Linked DNA regions of Homo sapiens: region 1 is linked to region 2. Evidence: read pairs that join two places in POLR2A ChIA-PET (ENCODE). Cell type or tissue: GM12878. All regions are shown on one strand. Links, peaks and the distances in the headings refer to the core of each region. The heading gives the core; the rest is flanking DNA.

The links. Peaks named below come from ENCODE experiments on the same cell type or tissue, not always from the same donor. Only the 100,000 strongest peaks of a DNase experiment are listed, where the experiment ranks them.
Region 1: POLR2A ChIA-PET joins it to region 2 with 6 read pairs; 2 of 35 experiments call an interaction of 5 or more read pairs at or near these places.

Annotation. Positions count from the first base shown.
Region 1 is chr2:23,983,958-23,989,604 of GRCh38, reverse strand. UBXN2A (UBX domain protein 2A) reads right to left here. Exons shown (of 7, transcript NM_181713.4): 6 at 4,774-4,932. Among named protein-coding and RNA genes, the nearest start is that of MFSD2B, 23 kb to the left of the region's middle. In GM12878, for the core only: a CTCF peak has its summit at 1,044 (motif pointing left); no DNase peak of the experiment used is centred there.
Region 2 is chr2:23,859,911-23,865,557 of GRCh38, reverse strand. It overlaps ATAD2B (ATPase family AAA domain containing 2B), which reads left to right. Exons shown (of 28, transcript NM_017552.4): 11 at 634-749; 12 at 2,003-2,177. Among named protein-coding and RNA genes, the nearest start is that of ATAD2B, 64 kb to the left of the region's middle. RefSeq lists a silencer at 5,252-5,452. In GM12878, for the core only: no CTCF peak of the experiment used is centred there; a DNase peak (open chromatin) is centred at 3,412.

The DNA.
Region 1 (5,647 bases), core at 413-4,412, 120 kb before region 2:
GGATGTATCTACGTGGATTCACGGTTTTTGATATATAAAAATATAGAAATAAGGCCGGGTGTGGTGGCTCATGCCTGTAATCCTAGCACTTTGGGAGGCCGAGGCAGGTGGATCGCTTGAGTCCAGGAGTTTGAGACCAGCCTAGGCAACAGGGTGAAACCCCCTCTCTATTAAAAGTATAAAAACTGAGGAGGATCACCTGAGTCTGGGGAGGTGGAGGCTGCAGTGATCTGTAATTATACCACTACACTCCAACCTGGGAGACAGAGTGAGACCCTGTCTCAAAAAAAAAAAAAAAGGAATAAATACAGATATAAACTTAAGTGCATATATATACATACACACACACACACACACATATGTATATGTATAGGTTTTTTGTGTGTGTCTTTGTTGATTTTGGTATCAGGGTAATGCTGGCCTCATAGAATGAGTCTGGAAGTATCCCCTCTTCAATTTTTGAAATAGTTTTCTTTTTGGCGTGTGTGTGTGTGCGTGTGCACACAAACAATTCTTTTCAAACAGAGGGCCTGGAAGCAGTGGTATCCTGATAAGCAATAAGCATATCTAGTACCCAGATCCTGGATTGTCAATACCGCTGTCCACTAAAAAGAACTAGGGATTCCTGGAAAAGCGTAGAATGAACTTGAAAAAAAATTTTGTGCTGAAAACAAGGAAATGTTCAAGAATTATGGGACCATTTCAAAATAACACAGGAATCAGTTTAAAGGACGTCTCACAAACTGTACCTGAGACAATGTGCATATCAAAATAAATAATGATGGTAAGAGTTCATAAACTATTGAATAAAATAGCAAACTATGAGTAGGTATAGACACAAATCAATCAATCAATCAATCTGAGGTCTTGTGAGCAACATAAGTATCCTATTTCAAAGTCCTTCCCACTAAATACAGATTAATTACAAAGGGAAAATGAGTAACTTTACAGTAAAGGACTCTGGTAGACACCACTTTAATCGAGTGTCAAATTTAACATCATCATAATGGGACAAATGTAAATGATGCCACCTGTTGGAATACAATGAGAGGTACAAAGCATTAGTTCTGTCACACCCCTGCCAAAATTAGTGACCTAAATATAATCATGAGGAAGCATCAAACAAAACAAATTGGCTTGTAATATTTTAAAAAGTCAAGGTTATAAAAATCAAAGGAAGACAAGGAACTATTTCAAACTGAGATACGACAACTAAGTGCAATGTGTAATTCTGAATGGCCTTTTGCTATAAAGGAAGGTATTAGATAAAATGGAAAACCCTGAATTAGGGTCTATTAGTCGATACAAGCGTATTAAGGTTAAGTTTCCTGATTTAAATGGCTGTATTGTGGTTATGTGGGAGAAGTTCCTTGTTTACAGATAATCTATACCTAAGTATTTCAAGTGATGGGTCATCAGACTGGCACTAACTCTTGAATGCTTAGGGAGAAAAGTTTTTTCTTTCTTTTTTTTTTTTTTTTTGAGATGGAGCCTCACTCTGTCACCCTGGCTGGACTGCAGTGGCACGATCCCAGCCCACTACAACCTCTGCCTCCCAGGTTCAAGTGATTCTCCTGCCTCAGCCTCCTGAGTAGCTGAGATTACAGACATACGCCACGACGGCCAGCTAATTTTTTGTATTTTTAGTAGAGATGGGGTTTTACCATTTTGGTCAGGCTGGTCTCAAACTCCTGACCTTGTGATCTGCCTGCCTCGGTCTCCTAAAATGCTGGGATTATAGGCGTGAGCCACTGCACCTGGCCAAGAAAAGTTCTTTATATTGTTCTTGAACATTTTCTGTAAGTTTTTTTTGTTTTTTTTTTTTTTGAGATGGAGTCTCGTTCTGTCCCCCAGGCTGGAGTGCAGTGGCGCGATCTCGGCTTAATGCAAGCTCCACCTCCCAGGTTCACGCCATTCTCCTGCCTCAGCCTCCCGAGTAGCTGGGACTACAGGCACTTGCCACCACGCCCGGCTAATTTTTTGTATTTTTAGTAGAGATGGGGTTTCACCGTGCTTGCCAGGATGGTCTCCATCTCCTGACCTCGTAATCTGCTCACCTCGGCCTCCCAAAGTGCTGGGATTACAGGCGTGAGCCACCGTGCCAGGTCCTTTTTCTGTAAGTTTTTGCTGGTTTGAAATTCAGAGTAATTATTTGGAAATAAGCAAAACAATTTAGTCTATTTTAGCAATACATATATACTAGGTAAAGCTATAAATAAAAGCAGCAAATTATCAACACAAATTTAGGACAGTGGTTATTTACCTCTTCCACAGAAGAAGAGACATGATCACAGAAAGACACATAAGGTATACTGATAAGAATCTATGTTTTGAGGTAGGTGGTACATATGTATTTTATTCTTATTCTTTTAACTCTCTCCCTATATTTGTTATTTATCTGTACCACATTTCCTGAAAAAAAATTTTTTTAAAAAAAGAAAAATTACATATGCTATATATGACATGTTTCTATTTTTAATTAAAACAAAACAAACTTTTTTTTTTTCCTTTTGAGACAGGGTCTTGCTCTGTCACCCAGGCTGGGGTACAGTGGTGAGATCATGGCTCATCACAGCCTCAACCTCCGGGGCTCAGGTGATTCTCCCACCTCAGCCTCCTGAATAGTCCCCAGCCTCCCAAATTGCTGGGACTACAAGAATGAGCCACGACACCCAGCCAAAAAAAAGCTTTTAAGAAGGCTGGGCACGGTGGCTCATGCTTGTAATCCCAGCACCTTGGGAGGCCGAGGTGGGTGGATCACCTGAGGTCAGGAGTTTGAGACCAGCCTGGGCAATATGGCAAAACCCCATCTCTACTAAAAATACAAAAATTAGCCAGGCATGGTGGCACGTGCCTGTAATCCCAGCTACTCAGGAGGCTGAGGCAGGAGAATCGCTTGAACCCGGGGGATGAAGGTTGCAGTGAGCTGAGATCGTGCCACTGCACTCCAGCCTGGGTGGCAGAAGACCCCGTCTCAAAAAAAAAAAAAAAGCTTTTAGGAAGAGATAAAAGACTGGAAAAATGCATCAAACTGATACTATTGATTATCTCTGAGTGGTGGAATTCATATTAACTTCAATTTCTTTTAATGTTTTTCTGTATTTTCATTCTTTCACTATAATTGACAGAAGGATATGCATATAATGCTAATGACTAATTTAAAACATTAAAAATAATTCTTTTATAATTATGCATCTACTTAAACAGAAAAATGAATCAAATGATGAGAATGAAAATCCTAAAACAGACTGAAAATACTTCATTATTATTACTATTATTATTATTATTATTTTTTGAGATGGAGTCTTGCTCAATCGCTCAGGCTGGGGTGCAGTGGCGCAATCTCGGCTCACTGCAAGCTCCGCCTTCCGGGTTCACGCCATTCTCCTGCCTCAGCCTCCAGAGTAGCTGGGACTACAGGCGCCCACCACCACGCCCGGCTAATTTTTTTTGTATTTTTAGTAGAGACAGGGTTTCACCGTGTTAGCCAGGATGGTCTCGATCTCCTGACCTCGTGATCCACCCGTCTCGGCCTCCCAAAGTGCTGGGATTACAGGTGTGAGCCACCGTGCCCGGCCAACTTCATTACTGTTATTGTTATGATTATTTTTATTTTTTGAGACAGGGTCTCAATGTCACCCAGGCTTGCAGTGTAATGGTGCAATTCGGCTCACTGCAGTCTCTACCTCCTGGGCTCAAGCAATTCTCCTCCCAAGTAGCTGGGACTACGGATGTGCATCACCATGTTCAGCTAATTTAAAAAAATTTTTTTGTAGACACGAGGTCTCACTATATGGCCCAGGCTGATCTTGAACTCCTGAGCTCAAGTGATCCTCCTGCCTTGGCCCCTCAAAGTGCTGGGATTACAGGCATGGGCCATTGCACCTGGCCTACCTCATTCAATGTTTAAAAATACCCATTATCAGCTGGGCACGGTGGCTCGCGCCACTCTACTCCAGCCTGGGTGACAGAGTGAGACCTTGCCTCAAAAAAAAAAAAAAACTGTCTAGACATAATTATGTTTAGAGAACTATTTATTAAAATGTTTGGCCAGGCTGGTCGAGGTGGCTCACTCCTGTAATCCTAGCACTTTGGGAGGCCAAAGCGGGCAGATCACTTGAGGTCAGAAGTTTGAGACCACCCTGGCCAAACTCCTGGTGAAACCCCGTCTCTACTAAAAATACAAAAATTAGCCGGGCTTGGTGGTGCAAACCTGTAATCCCAGCTACATTGGACGCTGAGGCAGGACAATCACTTGAAGCTGGGAGGCAGAGGTTGCAGTGAGCTGAGATCGTGCCACTACACTCCAGCCTGGGCAACAGAGCGAGACTCCGACTCAAAAAAATAAATAAATAAATAAAATGCTTGGCAGGATGCGATGGCTCATGCCTGTAATCCCAGCACTTTGGCAGGCTAAGGCAGGACGATGAATTCAGTCCAGGAGTTTGAGACCAGTGTGGGCAACACAGTGAGACTCCCTTTCTACAAAACAATTTTTAAAATTAGCTGGCAATAAATAAAAATTAAAAAAAAAAAGTTAGCTGGGCATGGTGGCATGTGGCTGTAGTTCTACAACTCAGGAGGCTGAGGTGGGAGGATTGCTTGAATCCAGGACTTCAAGACTGCAGTGAGCTATGACTGTGCCACTGCACTCTGGCCTGGGCAACAAAGAAAGATTCTATCTCTAAAAAATAAACTGTTGACTGAACCAAAAAGAAAAAATGAAATTTTAACTTGGTGAAAAAATATCAAATACTGAAATTGAAGACTCACCTATGAGTAATGTTAAATTTCTGGACAATCCTTTTTCCATTGGCCAACCAGATCTGTATATTAGTAATGGGTTCCAAGTTGTTCAGTGGAACAGCAGACAAATTATTTTTATTTTCAACTTCAATATTCTTTGCTTTAGAAACAATTTTTGGTGTGGCACTAAGGAAATCCAGACAACAAAGTTAGACGTTTTTTCCATTCAATAAAACTTTATTATTAAATAATTACTATAAAAATATTATAGCAAGTATAACTTTAAGGAAGATTTTTTAAGTTATATGTGTTTCTTCAGTAATAACAGAAAGATATATTATTTATGTCCACAATATATGATGGTTCTAAGAATCTGATGAAGTTATACATATCTGAGTAATTTGTAAGCTACATATATTATTACTGGTATTATTTGAGTAGTGCTTTACAGAATGGATAATTTTAAAGAAGGTTCATAGATCTATGGACTTTACCTTTACCTACTGCCCAGGTTAAATTTCTAGAAGAAATTATAAGTTCTTTATTGAGCTTAGTCCTTAGGTTATAATGAAAAAGAAACTAAATAAAGTACTTCCTGATCATTCTGAAGGATGCATCCAGATATATTTGTATGTGTGGATGAATATGTATGCACCTTACCAATCTTGATAATTTAAAATATGAGAATTTATAAAAATCAAAGAGCTCTCATATCTATATAATCTCTCTGCATATTCTGTTAGATAGGATGGAAACTGTAAAACTTGAAAATAATTTAAGGCTTTGATACTGACACTGATTTTCATTTTTATTACCTCAAAATTCATACATAGATCACAGAACAAAATGTTGCAGACAGTGGTAACCATAAAAGAGAACAATAGGCTGGGTGCGGTGGCTC
Region 2 (5,647 bases), core at 916-4,915:
AGCCATTTAAACTTTTTTTTTTTTTTTTGAGGTGGAGTTTCACTCTTGTTGCCCAGGCTGTAGTGCAATGGTGCGATCTCAGCTCACTGCAACCTCCGCCTCCCAGGATCAAGCTATTCTCCTGCCTCAGCCTCCCAAGTAGCTGGGATTACAGGCGTGCGCCACCATGCCCAGCTAATTTTTGTATTTTTAGTAGAGATGGTGTTTCACCATGTTGGGCAGGCTGGTCTCGAACTCCTGAGCTCAGGTGATCCGCCCTCCTTGGGCTCCCAAAGTGCTGGGATTACAAGTGTGAGCCACTGTGCCAGGCCCATTAAAACTTGGTATAATATAAAAATTATATATGTTAGTATAATATAAAAATCTCCTATAGATACCTATTAAAGTTTTAGGTTGGGGATTAATCCTGGTTCTGAGTTACTAGATTAAATAATGGTAGCTTAATTTGCCTGAACTGAAATGTAAACTTGGATTTTATTGTTGGCCTTTTTTTTCTACACTTATTTGTAGTTATGTTTAAAAGCTTCTGCTAAAGGCATGTATTTCTGAATCGTAAGACTCTTTTATAAATTTTAAAAATTCTATAAAACATATAAAATTGTTTGATATCAAATTTTTCCCCTTCTTTCCAAGGTACGGTTTGATAGCATAGGTGGATTGAGCCATCATATTCATGCGCTAAAGGAAATGGTAGTATTCCCACTTTTATATCCAGAAATTTTTGAAAAGTTTAAAATTCAGCCTCCAAGGTAAGCAATGTCATAGATGTTTATTATTGTTATTACTGTTACTTTCTCAAATGTTATTTGAGTAAATTGCTATAAATATAAATATTTGATATATATTTATTTGACGTGTCCTAGCAATGACAGTTAGAAATGAAATGTTATTGTTTAGGGTCCAGAGGCCATGGAACTAAGTATGTTCTTGAAGTTTACATCTCAGGATTTAAGTCAGGCACTTGATAAGATTCTTTCTGTGGGCCCTAAATACACAACCAGATTGTCCAGATGGGTTTTTCTGAATTTGGCTCCCAGTGCATCGAGTTTGATGCTATATGTTATTTACTCTTGGAAGCACAGTTTTATTGATGTGTTTCTTTGACTTGATGATGGAGTATTTTTGAAATAGAGTGAGCTTGATAATTTATTTGTAGGAACAGATTGTGCCTGATCATGAGGTGGATAGCTGGGGAACTATTGGAAAAGGCAGATAAATTATGTTAAAGAAGATTGGGCAGAATAGAATATTCTGGCTGGGCACGGTGGCTCAAGTCTGTAATCCCAGTACTTTGGGATCCCGAGGTGGGTGGATCACCTGAGGTCAGGAATTCGAGACCAGCTTGGCCAACATGGTGAAACCTCGTCTCTACTGAAAATACAAAAATTAGCTAGGGGTGGTGTCATGCCTCTGTAATCCCAGCTACTCGGGAGGCTGAGGCATGAGAATCAGTTGAACCCAGGAAGCGGAGGTTGTAGTGAGCCGAGATTGCGCCTGGGTGACAGTGAGGATTCCGTCTCAGAAAAAAAAAAAAAGAATATTCAGAAGATACACATATAGGCTGTTAGATTTAAACTGATAAATGTCTGTTTTCTTTAAGGAGGCACTTTTTATTCAGATTTTGTTCTAATTTATTTTTCACGTTTTTAAGGATATGGAAAATCTTATTAAAGAGTCATTTGAATCTATCTATCATTCCTTTTGAGTATTTCTACATTATTTATTCTAAAGATGTGAAATTTCTGGGTCATTGGGAAACACATTTAAAATTTCTATATATCTTGCCAAATTACTCTGTACTTTATTTCTTGTCTGCCAAAGCTTGGTGATTTAAGGACTTAGCAAAGTAAAACTTTTGTCTATATCCTGGAAAAAGCTTTATCAATGTCTAATAATTATACTTCAATACAAAATTATATGGAAGGGGGGGACATTTTTTAAAATTGGTTATCAGCAGTGATGATAATATAATTTACACTTCTTGATTTTTTTATTCTTCTAGGGGCTGTTTGTTTTATGGCCCTCCTGGCACAGGTAAAACCTTGGTTGCCAGAGCATTAGCTAATGAATGCAGCCAAGGAGACAAAAAAGTGGCTTTTTTTATGCGAAAAGGAGCAGATTGTTTGAGCAAGTGGGTTGGTGAATCTGAAAGGCAACTTAGGCTTCTTTTTGATCAGGTAAGAGAAATCATCTAATTCAAGAGTCTTTTCTGTTCTGTTCTGTTCTTTTCTTTCTTTGTTTTTTTGAGACAGGGCCTCTCTCTGTTACCCAGGCTGGAGTGAGTGCAATAGCGTGATCTCGTCTCACTACTGTCTTGACATCCAGGGCTCTAGCAATTCTCCTGCATCAGTCCTTGCCCCAGTAGCCTGAACTACAGGTGTGCATCACCACGCCTGGCTGATTTTTGTATTTTTTATAGAGGTGGGATTTCACCACGTTGGCCAGCTGGTCTCGAACTCCTGGGCTCAAGCAATCTGCCTGCTGAGAATATTTTCTTTAGAATATTTAATACGTTTAATCTGCAAATACAAACTGTTTATGAGGAAGCATATTTTCCATCCAATATGTTATATTCAGGATTAGTAATCTGTGATTGTATGCCTTAGAGGCATTTAATGGCAGTTTCACTAGTACTTTTGAATATTTATGATGGCTCATAAAACATTTATTGAGGTGGCTGCGAGGTATATAATACCATGTTAGGTGCTTTAGACAACACAGGATATAACATATATATTGCTAGATTATAATCCATTGGGGAACTACAACAGGCATAAAAACTTAAGTATCTGTGCAAGAAATCTCACAAAGTAGTGTGTTATTTTCATGAGCTGTAAATACGGTACTAGAAGAATTCAGACATGAGTGAATGCTTTTAAAAGGCAGAGCAGGGTGAATAAATATCATGTGGACTATGTCTACTATTTATTTGTAACAAAAACTTTAAAGATATTATTTCCTATACGTTTTAAGAATTATTCCAGCTGGGCACAGTGGCTGACGCCTGTAATCCCGATATTTTAAGAGGCCAAGGCAGATGGATTGCATGAGCCCCGGAGTTCAAGGCTGCAGTGAGCGATTATGACACCACTGTACTACAGTCTGGGCAATAGAGTGAGACTCTGTCTCTCAAAAAAAAAAAAAAAAAAAAAAAAACCAGTCCAAATATAAATTCACTTTTGATTGTTTGAGTTAGTGAAGGATGCTGTTCATATTTGGCAATGCAGCATATATTTGATTATGTCTGAGGAAATTCACGTGAAATAAAAAATAACTTCAAGCTTTGAGCACCCATTACTGAGATGGTGTGTGTGAAAGTCCTTTGTAATTGGTAAAGTACTTCACAATTTTTTTTTTTTTTTTGAAAGGGTCACGCTCTGTCACCCAGGCTGGAGTGCAGTGATGTGATTATAGTTCACTGCAACCTCAAACTCCTGGACTCAAGTGATCTTCCGGCCTTGGCCTCTCTAGGTAGAACTACAGGTGTGCACTACCACACTTGCCTAATTTTCAACTTTTTGGAAAGACAGGGTCCCAAGGTGTTGCCTAGGCTGGTCTTGAAGTCCTGGCCTTCAGCTATCCTCCCGCCTTGGCCTCCCAAAGTGTTGGGATTATAGGCATGAGCCTCTGTGTCTGGCCCAGTACTATTTTAAAATTATTAATAGTATCAAAAACTGCTAGATTTAGAAAAAGGAGTAGGTAAGATTTTTACCTTGAACGTGTCCAGTGTCTAATGGCGAGTCAAACATGCAGTCTGAATGCTTCAAGAGAATTCATTAATAATCAAACAATAAAAATATAAACATTTATAGATGAAGGAAGAATTGGCTTGGCAATGCTGGCATATTATTCAATGATTTAATTTAAAAATTTTAAAGTTATACTTTTGTAGCCATTTCATACTTGGGCTAGGGATGCCTCTTAGTTTTATTTAAAACCATAGCATAAATCATGCTACTCCTTTTGTCTAAATTTATTTTATTTCTGTTTCATAGTTTTCTTGGTGGGAGGAATAGTTGAAATGTTTGCTGTATTTTTTAAGAAAATTGCTGGTAATCCTGATTTTTTTTTTTTTTTTTAATGAAAGATTCTGCATTCCTAAGTTAAGGATATGGTCTATGCACTAAATGAAATGAAGGCACTACAGTGTATTGGCTAAGAGAGTGGCCTTCTATGTCAGAAAAATGTTTGTATCTATCTTTACCATTGAATATAACATTAAGTAAATCAAAACATTTAATCTTTAGTAGCCTTTTTTGTGCAATGGTAGAAAGAATACCTATCTTACTAGACTGTTATGAGATTTCACTGAGAAGACACAAAATATTTATCACAGTGACTGGCACGTAATATGCCCTACCTCCTTTTTGCAATACTGTGAGGGTGTAGTTATAAAAAAAAAAAAAAAGGAAAAAAACAACAACAACAGTTGTTTGTTTCATGTATATAAAAATAGTGATCAACACTCCCAAAGCACTGGGATTACAGGTGTGAGCCACTGCACTGGGCCATAATTCCAGTTCTTTTAACTTTTTTTCCCCAAAACCCCTATCTTGTAGTTGAATTATTTATTTATTTATTTATTTGATATGGAGTTTCGCTTTTGTCGCCCGGGCTGGAGTGCAATGGCGTGATCTTGGCTCACTGCAACCTCCACCTCCTGGGTTCAGGTGATTCTCCTGCCTTAGTCTCCCAAGTAGCTGGGATTATGGGCACCTGCCACCATGTCCAGCTAATTTTTGTATTTTTAGTACAGACAGGGTTTCACCATGTTGGCCAGGCTAGTCTGGAACTCCTGACCTCAGGTGATCCACCTGCCTTGGCTTCCCAAAGTGCTGGGATTACAGGCGTGAGTTACCATGCTCAGCCTGAATTGTCTTTCATTTCAAATTATTAGGAAACATTAAAGTTTAGTGCATATCACTCAGGAGAAATGGAAAATTCATCTCTCTTCCTTAGTAAACTGACCTTCCTGTGAACTGAGAGTTTCCTTTAATTTTGAAACATAAGCTACATAAATTTGAGTAAATTATATGATAAAAACTTCTCATTTGTTATCTAATATTCATTCATCTTAAATCAGATTCTTTCTAGATCTAATACTTAAGTGAGAAAAATGACACTGCAAATGTACCAGATGAAAACATGGGAGAATTTTGTTTATGATCTCAGAGTAGGGAGGTCTAACTATGTAAGGAAAGATCTAGCACATAAAAGAAATTTTAAGATTCTGCATGGCAACAAAATACATATTTTTGTTTTGTGCCGTTAGAACAGAAGATCACAGACTGTGTAATTTAGAATGAACAGAAATTTACTGACTCATAGTTCTGGAGACGAGGAAGTCCAAAATCAAGGCATCTGGTCAGTGCCTTCTTGCTGTGTCATAACATGACAGAAGACAGCATCCATAGCAGAAGGGCAAAGAGAGAGAGAGAGAATGCACAAGATGGGGGCAAACCCACTATCACAATAATAAATCTACTCCTTAGATGTCAGCCACATTAGTCTATTTATGAGGGTGGAGGCCTCAAGACCTACACACTTTTTAAAGGTCCTACCTCCCAATACCTGTCACAATGACAATTAAATTTCTTTTTTTTTTTTTGAGGCTGAGTCTCGCTCTGTCACCCAGGCTGGAGTGCAG